2 separate regions of the Homo sapiens genome follow, and region 1 is linked to region 2. The links are chromatin contacts, found by Hi-C or POLR2A ChIA-PET in ENCODE. All regions are on one chromosome and are shown on one strand. The core of a region is the stretch at or near the end of the contact, and the rest is flanking DNA. Distances in the headings are between cores, read along the strand shown.

Region 1 (3,518 bases), core at 997-3,496, 34 kb before region 2:
GTTCAGAACCTCTCAGGCTCAGCTTTTCTGGAGACTCAACCTGTCTCTAGCTGAGCTTGAGAATCAGTAGCATCTGGCTTCATGGGCTGGGGTGAGACCTGCCTGTCAGGGTCCTGGGTTGGGAACTGCCTCATTCTTGGTGGCTCTTCTTCCTGCAGGGCTTGGTGTCTACCCTCTCCAGTCTCCTAGGCCAGTCTCCATCTGTCCTCCTGCTTCCCAGCTTCCAAACCTTTGTCAACATATTTTTGGTCTCCTCTTTTCTCCTGACCACTTTACCCTAGTTGATTTACATGTTTCCATGTTTTTCATGCCTTTACTGTCACCTTAGTGGGATTCAAAGAAGCTGAAATAGACATGTGTTTACCCATCACGTTTAACCAGTGCTTTCAGCTCTGGCACCTGCTGCTCCGGTCACCAAACCTTCCAGCAGCCCCCTGACGACACCATCTCCTGTCCTGACTTCTCAGAGTTTTCTTCTTGGGTGCTAGTCCCTGCCTGCTGAGGTCCTCCAGCTCCCAGGAGCCATGTTCCCATGGGTGCCTTTCTGCACGTGGCTGCCTCCTCTGAGTCCCGGCTGTGGCCCCTTCCCTGCTGGCTCCTGTGTGGTGCTGCCAGCCTTTGTCCTGCCCTCGCCCCTTTGCAGGTAGTGTTCCCTCTGTTGCTGGCCTCCCCACATTCGAGCTTTCAAGACCTCTATGTGCCCGGTGGTGCCTGGCTTGGACTCAGGGCCAACACCACCATAGGGTTCCCGGCCCCTGACCTCACCACTTCCATGTCTCAGAGGCATCTTGAATTCGACACACCCCAAACAAAGCTCTCGCTGCCTTCTGCCCGCCCCTTCCTCTTCATTCCGGAAAACAGTACCACCACATACCTGCTACTTACACCCTGGCCTGAGCCGCTGAAGTGTACCCCCATTTCCTCCCTCAAGCGCCCAACTCCTATCTGAGTCCTTCTGGTCTGGCCTCCAAGCCACATGTGGAATTTTCCCTCTGGCAAAACAGCCACTTGTCTCCATAGCCGCTCTCCCCCGCCCCCCCGACCCCACTTTTTTTTTTTAATCAACAGAACCCTGAATTAAGCTGAGTGTTTGCCTGCCTGGAATAGAGACTCCGTCCCCAGGGGCCCTTGCAGCGACTCAGGCGTGCGTCACATTCCGGCGGGTGGACAGAAAGGGGGATGACGTGGGCCGCTTCTGTGTAGGGTTTTACAGGAGTGGGGCCTGTCCTTCATGTCTTTTACCTCCCTCCTGCTGCTGGAATGCAGATGTGATGGTGAATGCAGGAGCAGCCGCTGGGGACCATAGGACAGAAGCACTGGATTGTGGACAGGAAAGCAAGCAGAGAGAGGAGGTCTGGGGCCAGGCTGATTCACCAGGCACACATCAGCCCTGAAGCTTCTGCTACTCTGGGACCCTGCGGGTGGCAAAGTTCTCTCTTATTTGGGCTGTCCCCAGGGTCACTGTCTCAGCAGCAGCTGAACCAAGAACCTCCCCTTCTCCCACCTGCCCTGACTCTGGTCCCTTATCTCCTACCTGGGGGACAGCAACACGAGGTGACTGTGCCTGGCCTCCTCTCTGCAGCCCAGCCTGTTCCCCTCCCGGCTCTGTGACATCTAAGCACATCACCTCTGAGCTTCAGGCTGAAGCCCTCCTGTGGCTTGTGAGTGACTGAAAATGACTCCAAACTCCTTAGAGGACTGCTCCGATGTCACCTCCTTGGAGATGTCCCCTTCCCCACCTACTCCACGGCTCATGGGCCACCTGCCTGGCTTTCTTCCTCCCTGTCCTTGTCACTCCAGGACCAGACACCCCACACCCAGTGGTTTACAGGCTGCTGGCCTGTGTGTCTCTCTGGCTGTGAGCATATGGGGAAGTGGTTAGTGTGTCTCCCCAGCACCCAGCATGGCTCCAAGCACATAGTGGGATTCTGAGTGGAGGCAGGGCAGGGGCCCCAAGACGAGGGGTGCCCAGGGGAGCCCCGTGCCTCTCTGGCCCTCTGCACCCCTCTCTGTTCTCCCTCTGGGAGCACAGTGGTGGGCTGGGTGTGCTGGGCCAGCCCTCTTGTGCCACAGCCAATCCAGGGCATTTCTACCCTGTGGGTGCCCAGCTGCAGGTCTGCTGGGGAGGCCTTCGGGGAAGCAGCAGCAGGAGGGGGCGGGGGAAAGTGCTCCCACACCGGCCTGGCGCACCCAACGCCGGGTCTGCCTGAGTTTCCGTGACTGTCTGCGCGGAACCGCACGGCGGTTTCCATCAGCGCTGCCAAGAGGCGGCTGCTGGGCCTGGCCGCGGGTTCTGACCCCCAGCTGGCCTGGTTACTGCCAGGAGACCCTGGGAAGCTGGGGAATACTGGAGCCCGAAGGGTTAACCTGCCCTCCCCGCCCCCAACCCCGGCTCAATTTCTTCATTTTTCAAAGGCCGGGCCCTCTTTCCTTCCAAGTCACAGCTGACGTGAAATGTAGCCTTAAAATGCAGCTGACATGAAAAACAATAGCACTCCCTCGGAGAGGTTCTGCTGCGGGCTGGACAGCCCCCGCCCCCCAATAATTACTCAAGACATTGGCATGAGCCAGGCCTGGTTAGGTAACAGGCTGCTTGCTGTGGAGGCTTATAACTCACAGGCAGTTACACATAATCTCTGCAGACAACAAAATCGTTTCCAGGATGGCGGGGAGGACGAGGCCTCGGGGAGAGGGTACTGGGGCAGGAGGGGCTGAGACCATGCCAATGGGGACAGGATCTGAGGAAGGGGCTCCGGGTGGCCCTGGGGAGCCAGCTTGTCAATGTGGGGAGGTGGTAAAGTGTCTGTGGAAAGGGGTTGCCCTGCCTCTCTCTTTACTCCAAACTCCACCCTTGCCCCAGTCCCTGGCGTGGAGGCCGCGCTGGTCCAGTCCGTTACTGAGCAAAGTACCCGGAGACTCATTCATACTGAAGTGTGAATGACTGACTGCTTTGGGAGAGCTGCCCCCGCGCAGCTCCGCGAAGGATAATTAATTGTCTGTTTATTGTTCATGGCCCCACTGTACTGACTTCCTCATGGGCAGGTCCACATACTTTCCCCTGTGTTCCCAGAGTCTAGTACATAGCAGACATTCAGAAAATATTTGTTGAAGACGACGACATCTAACCCAAAGAAGGAAGCGTCCAGGGTGTGATTCCAGGCACATGGGCGGGGCCCCTGGCAGCAAGGGCTGGACGACTGGAGGGACACTGGCCAGTAGAGGGCTGGGGCGCCCCTACCCCCCCGCGTGGTGCTTGCTCTTCCAGCACCCGGGGCCCCTGGCACCTTCCCACAGGAAACGCCCATTTCCCTGGAAGGACACTGAGCTGAGCAGGCTGAGGGCTCGGAAGGTCTGGGCTGCGGGCCTCCCTTGGCCTCCCATTGGTCTGGGTCTGCACCCTGGCGGCCTGGCTGCAGAGCCCACCCTGCCAGGAACTGGCTTCCTGGGCTATGAAGGCACACGCCCGACAGCAGGGTCGGGGAAGCCGGGCCCCAGCCCCAGTCCCGCCGCAGGGAAAC
Region 2 (3,553 bases), core at 529-3,028:
GAATAAATGCCCACAGTGCTTCAGAAGGATTCCTTTGCTTTTTTCCTTTCTGCTCCTTGTGACTTCTGGTCCCTCCATCCCTCCAGAAGGGCCTCAGTTAAAAAAAAAATACTTCTTACTTTTATTTTTAGAGATAGGATCTCACTGTGTTGCCCAGGCTAGAGTGCAGTGGTGTGATCATGGCTCACTGCAGCCTTGAACTCCTGGGCTCAAGCGATTCTTCTAACTCAGCCTGCTGAGCAGCCGGGACCACAGGCACACACCATCACGCTTGGCTAATTTTTTATTTTTATTTTCATAGAGACAGGGTCTCGCTATGTTGCCCAGGGTGGTCGTGAACTCCTGGCCTCAAGCCATCCCCCCGTCTTGGCCTCCTAAAGAGCTGGGATTACAGGTGTGAGCCACTGTGCCCAGCCTCAGTTTTGAGGATATTCCTGGGTTCTGGAGAAAGCTCGGAGCCCTCACATGACCCTGCTAGTGCAATTTCCACCCGTTATTGGATATGGTCCCTCTCAGTAAGAGGGGCTATCACAGAGCCTTAGAACAAGAGCCCTTGTGTTTGTCGGGTGCACCCAGGCGGGCCCTGCCTGATGCCCATGAGGCTGAACCCATTTGTAGCCCAGCGAGGATGGGTGGCCAGGTAGCATGAGTCACCCAGGCATCAGCATCTCCTCAGCAGCTCCTGCCCTGACGGGGTGTTCACCCTGCTGGACAAGCATCCCTTTGCGGGCAGCAGACAGGCAGCCACCTTGCCGCCCACACAGATGGCTCTTGTGTGCCTGACCTGCGGCTCCCGGGGGGCGGGGAAGAGAGGGGGTGCTGTGCACTTTGACACCTATGTGGGGGACTGGGGGCAGGGAGGGGGCGAGGGGCAGGGGGCTGCGTGCTGGCCCCGCTGTCAGGCTCACCTTACTCGGCTAATCCTGAACGTGCAAGAACAATGCTGCCAAAGCCATGAGCTGGATCTCAGCCCTCCGGGGCCCCAAGCCCCCATCTCCTCTAATTGAGGCCTCACAGGGTGGTCTGCGCCCCCAGGCTCCCCCTTGTCCGTGGCTCTGGCCAGTGCCTCCTGCTGTTGCCAAGGTGGTCCAGGCACTGCCTCAGCCCGCACCCCACAACCGCTGTGCCCTCCGCCCAGAACGCTCTTCCTCTAGATATCCATAGGATGCGCTCCCTCACCCGCACAGACCTTTTCCTGGCAGCCCGCACACCCTGCAACCTCTTCTTGAAAGGCCTGGGTCTGACCTGAGGGAGAGAGTTTCTCTTGGGCAGAGGGAGGGGTCACGGCCCCGTCCCTCCTATCCACCTGGCGCTTTCCACCTTCCTGAGAGCAGAGGCCACTGTAAAAGGGACCGTGTGCTGGGGGTTTTCTGGGTGCTGGACTTGTGGGCACACACCCCATCCACTCCTGCCTGGTCCACACACTGGCTGCTGTTTCACAGACAAAGATCTGGCGGCCAGAGGGGCTCCAGGTTTGAGAAGGGCCCTCAAAGGAGCAGCCCCTTCCTATTGCTGCAGCGTCTTCCACACGTGGAGAGGGGTTCAGGCCCACGCTGCTCTGGGCCTGCAGGGCCACCCCCTGGAGGCCGCGGGAGTGCGGGAGGGGACGCCGGGCCTGCAGGGGTGGCGGAGGGACCCGGGAAGGCATGAATGGAAGCGCCGGACCAGGGCGGGAAGCAGCGGACGCGGAACGGGGTGGGGAGGGCTCAGGTTGCCAACCCAAACAGCCCAGCGCGCCTCGGCCCCGTGTTTAATCCACAAAAATTTCCATCTGCCTCTGGAGCACTCGGAACCCGGGCAACGAAAGGCTGTTCGCGCGGCAAAGTAAACACCGGCTCCGTGCAGGGACGGCCGTGCGCCGCGTCAGCCATTTTGTGGACGCCACCGTCCAAAGTGAGGCGGAAGCCCCCACCTGCGGGCTCGGAGCCAGGGCAGGAAGCCGGTCCCACCGCCCGGAGCGGCGCGGCGAGGACCTGGGCATCCACCTGCCGCCAGCGCCACCTCTGACCTGGGGCCAGAACCCGAGCCCGGGAGGCCCGGGCCCCCCACCCCCACCCGCAGCTGCCGCCAAGCCCCCGCACAACCTCGGGGTCCACACCTGACGGGGAGGGCCCGGGACGTGCTGGGCCTGTGCCGCCGGTTCGCCCCGTCCTTCCTTCCCCGCCCGCGGTTTCCCAGCCCAGCCGGCACGGCCAGGTCCCCTCCCCGGGAGGGAGGGGAGGCTCGGGTCGGGACATCTATTTTTGATGGTGACCAAGCCACTGCTTAATATGCAGAACCGGCTGGGGGCAGGCTGTGCCCTGACCCACGGGGTGACAAGTTTGAAAAGGGGCCCATTTTGACCAAAATACATGTTTTTCTGAGGTTGGCCAGGGCAGCCAGGCAGGGTTTGCCGCACAGACAAGGCTCCGCACCGCCCTCACGCCCTGGCCCCTGCAGGCGGCCAGCCCAGCCGGACTCCCGCAATTGATGCTGTCGATTATAGATCCGCACACGGTGCCCAGTGAGGGCTCGGCCGCTGCGGGCTCCGGCCACCGTCCTGCTCGGGCACCTGACACGCCCCTGCCGCCTGCTGTCCTATCCCAGCCTCTCTCTGAAGCAGTTGCACTCACAGAAGTTGACACACACTTGAGCTGAATTTTTAAAAAGACTTAAATTTCCTCTCTGGCCAATATTGGAGGCCTATAAATAGAGTCATTCAGGAGAGGCTTGAGGGTGGCAACTGTCCCCCACAGGCAGGCTAAGAGAGAAACACCCCAAGAAAGAGAGACGCTAGTGTGGGGAAAAGAACAGTTCTTGGGGGATTGCTGAGGGTAAGAGAAGCAGGAAGCCGCTGGATAGCTGGGGAAAGCAAGACCTGGATTCAGGAGGCCTGGCCAGGGCCACGTAGTAGGGTTGAGGCGGAACTTGAACTTGCAGAGAGACCCCTGATGCCATCCTCATGCTCACACCCTCTGAGCTCTGCCATCAGCCAAGCAGGCCTCCTGGGCCAGGAGCTTGTGACACTGCCCACGCCACAGGGCCTTTGCACGCGAGCGATCGGCATAATGGTGCCTGTCCCCTCCACTGGGGGCCAGGAGGCTGAGGCGCTGAGAGCCCACGTGACTCGCCGAGTCTCACAGCCATCGCGTGTAGGGGGCAGAGCTTGCACCCCAGCCACTGGCTCCAAAGGCGTGAGAGGAGGTCAGGCTTTTGCCCTGTGTGGGATGGGAAGGGGGGATGGGAAAGGGGTCTGTGTGTGGCCCTGTGTGCACAGCTGGATGCTGGGTGTGGATGGGCCACACCTGGATGAGGACCCTGAGTGATGAGCCCCTCCTATGGGGTTCAGGGTCCCATGGGTAACCAAGAGTGACAAAGTGAGACTGCACCTGCAGGATGGGGCTTGGCCCGGCTGTCTCAGTAGGTGCTGGGCCAGGCTAGGGCACTGCTGCCAGGGCTGTCCAGAGCAGTAGAACCAGAGGCAATGCCAGCTCCTGGTGTCACCGAGTGGGGACAGTGTAGACAACCCCAGCAGAGGAGGACGGGAGCCACATCAGACAGGCTTCTCCTCTGA

What was found. Hi-C counts contacts between places; a loop is a spot of excess contacts on that map. ChIA-PET counts read pairs that join two places held with the same protein, here RNA polymerase II (POLR2A). Pooled maps may share reads with other maps.
Region 1: a map of ascending aorta shows a loop between it and region 2 (2.0-fold over the local background). The contact joins two enhancer-like sites. A Hi-C loop is called at or near these places in 5 of 168 maps with a recorded cell type or tissue (aorta, ascending aorta, endothelial cell of hepatic sinusoid and 2 more) and 4 of 50 pooled maps. POLR2A ChIA-PET finds 5 or more read pairs at or near these places in 3 of 52 experiments (AG04450, Panc1 and common myeloid progenitor, CD34-positive).

The regions. Positions count from the first base shown.
Region 1 is chr11:2,825,164-2,828,681 of GRCh38, reverse strand. The region is part of intron 15 of KCNQ1 (potassium voltage-gated channel subfamily Q member 1); the gene reads right to left. Among named protein-coding and RNA genes, the nearest start is that of KCNQ1-AS1, 35 kb to the left of the region's middle. RefSeq lists an enhancer at 217-1,117. Within about 2 kb of position 2,246, at least 27 of the 41 ENCODE cell types and tissues checked have a DNase peak (open chromatin) inside an H3K27ac peak, as active enhancers do; they include ascending aorta and heart right ventricle, where a contact is called at or near this core.
Region 2 is chr11:2,790,201-2,793,753 of GRCh38, reverse strand. All of the region lies in intron 15 of KCNQ1 (potassium voltage-gated channel subfamily Q member 1), which reads right to left. Among named protein-coding and RNA genes, the nearest start is that of KCNQ1-AS1, 70 kb to the left of the region's middle. Within about 2 kb of position 1,778, at least 10 of the 41 ENCODE cell types and tissues checked have a DNase peak (open chromatin) inside an H3K27ac peak, as active enhancers do; they include ascending aorta and heart right ventricle, where a contact is called at or near this core.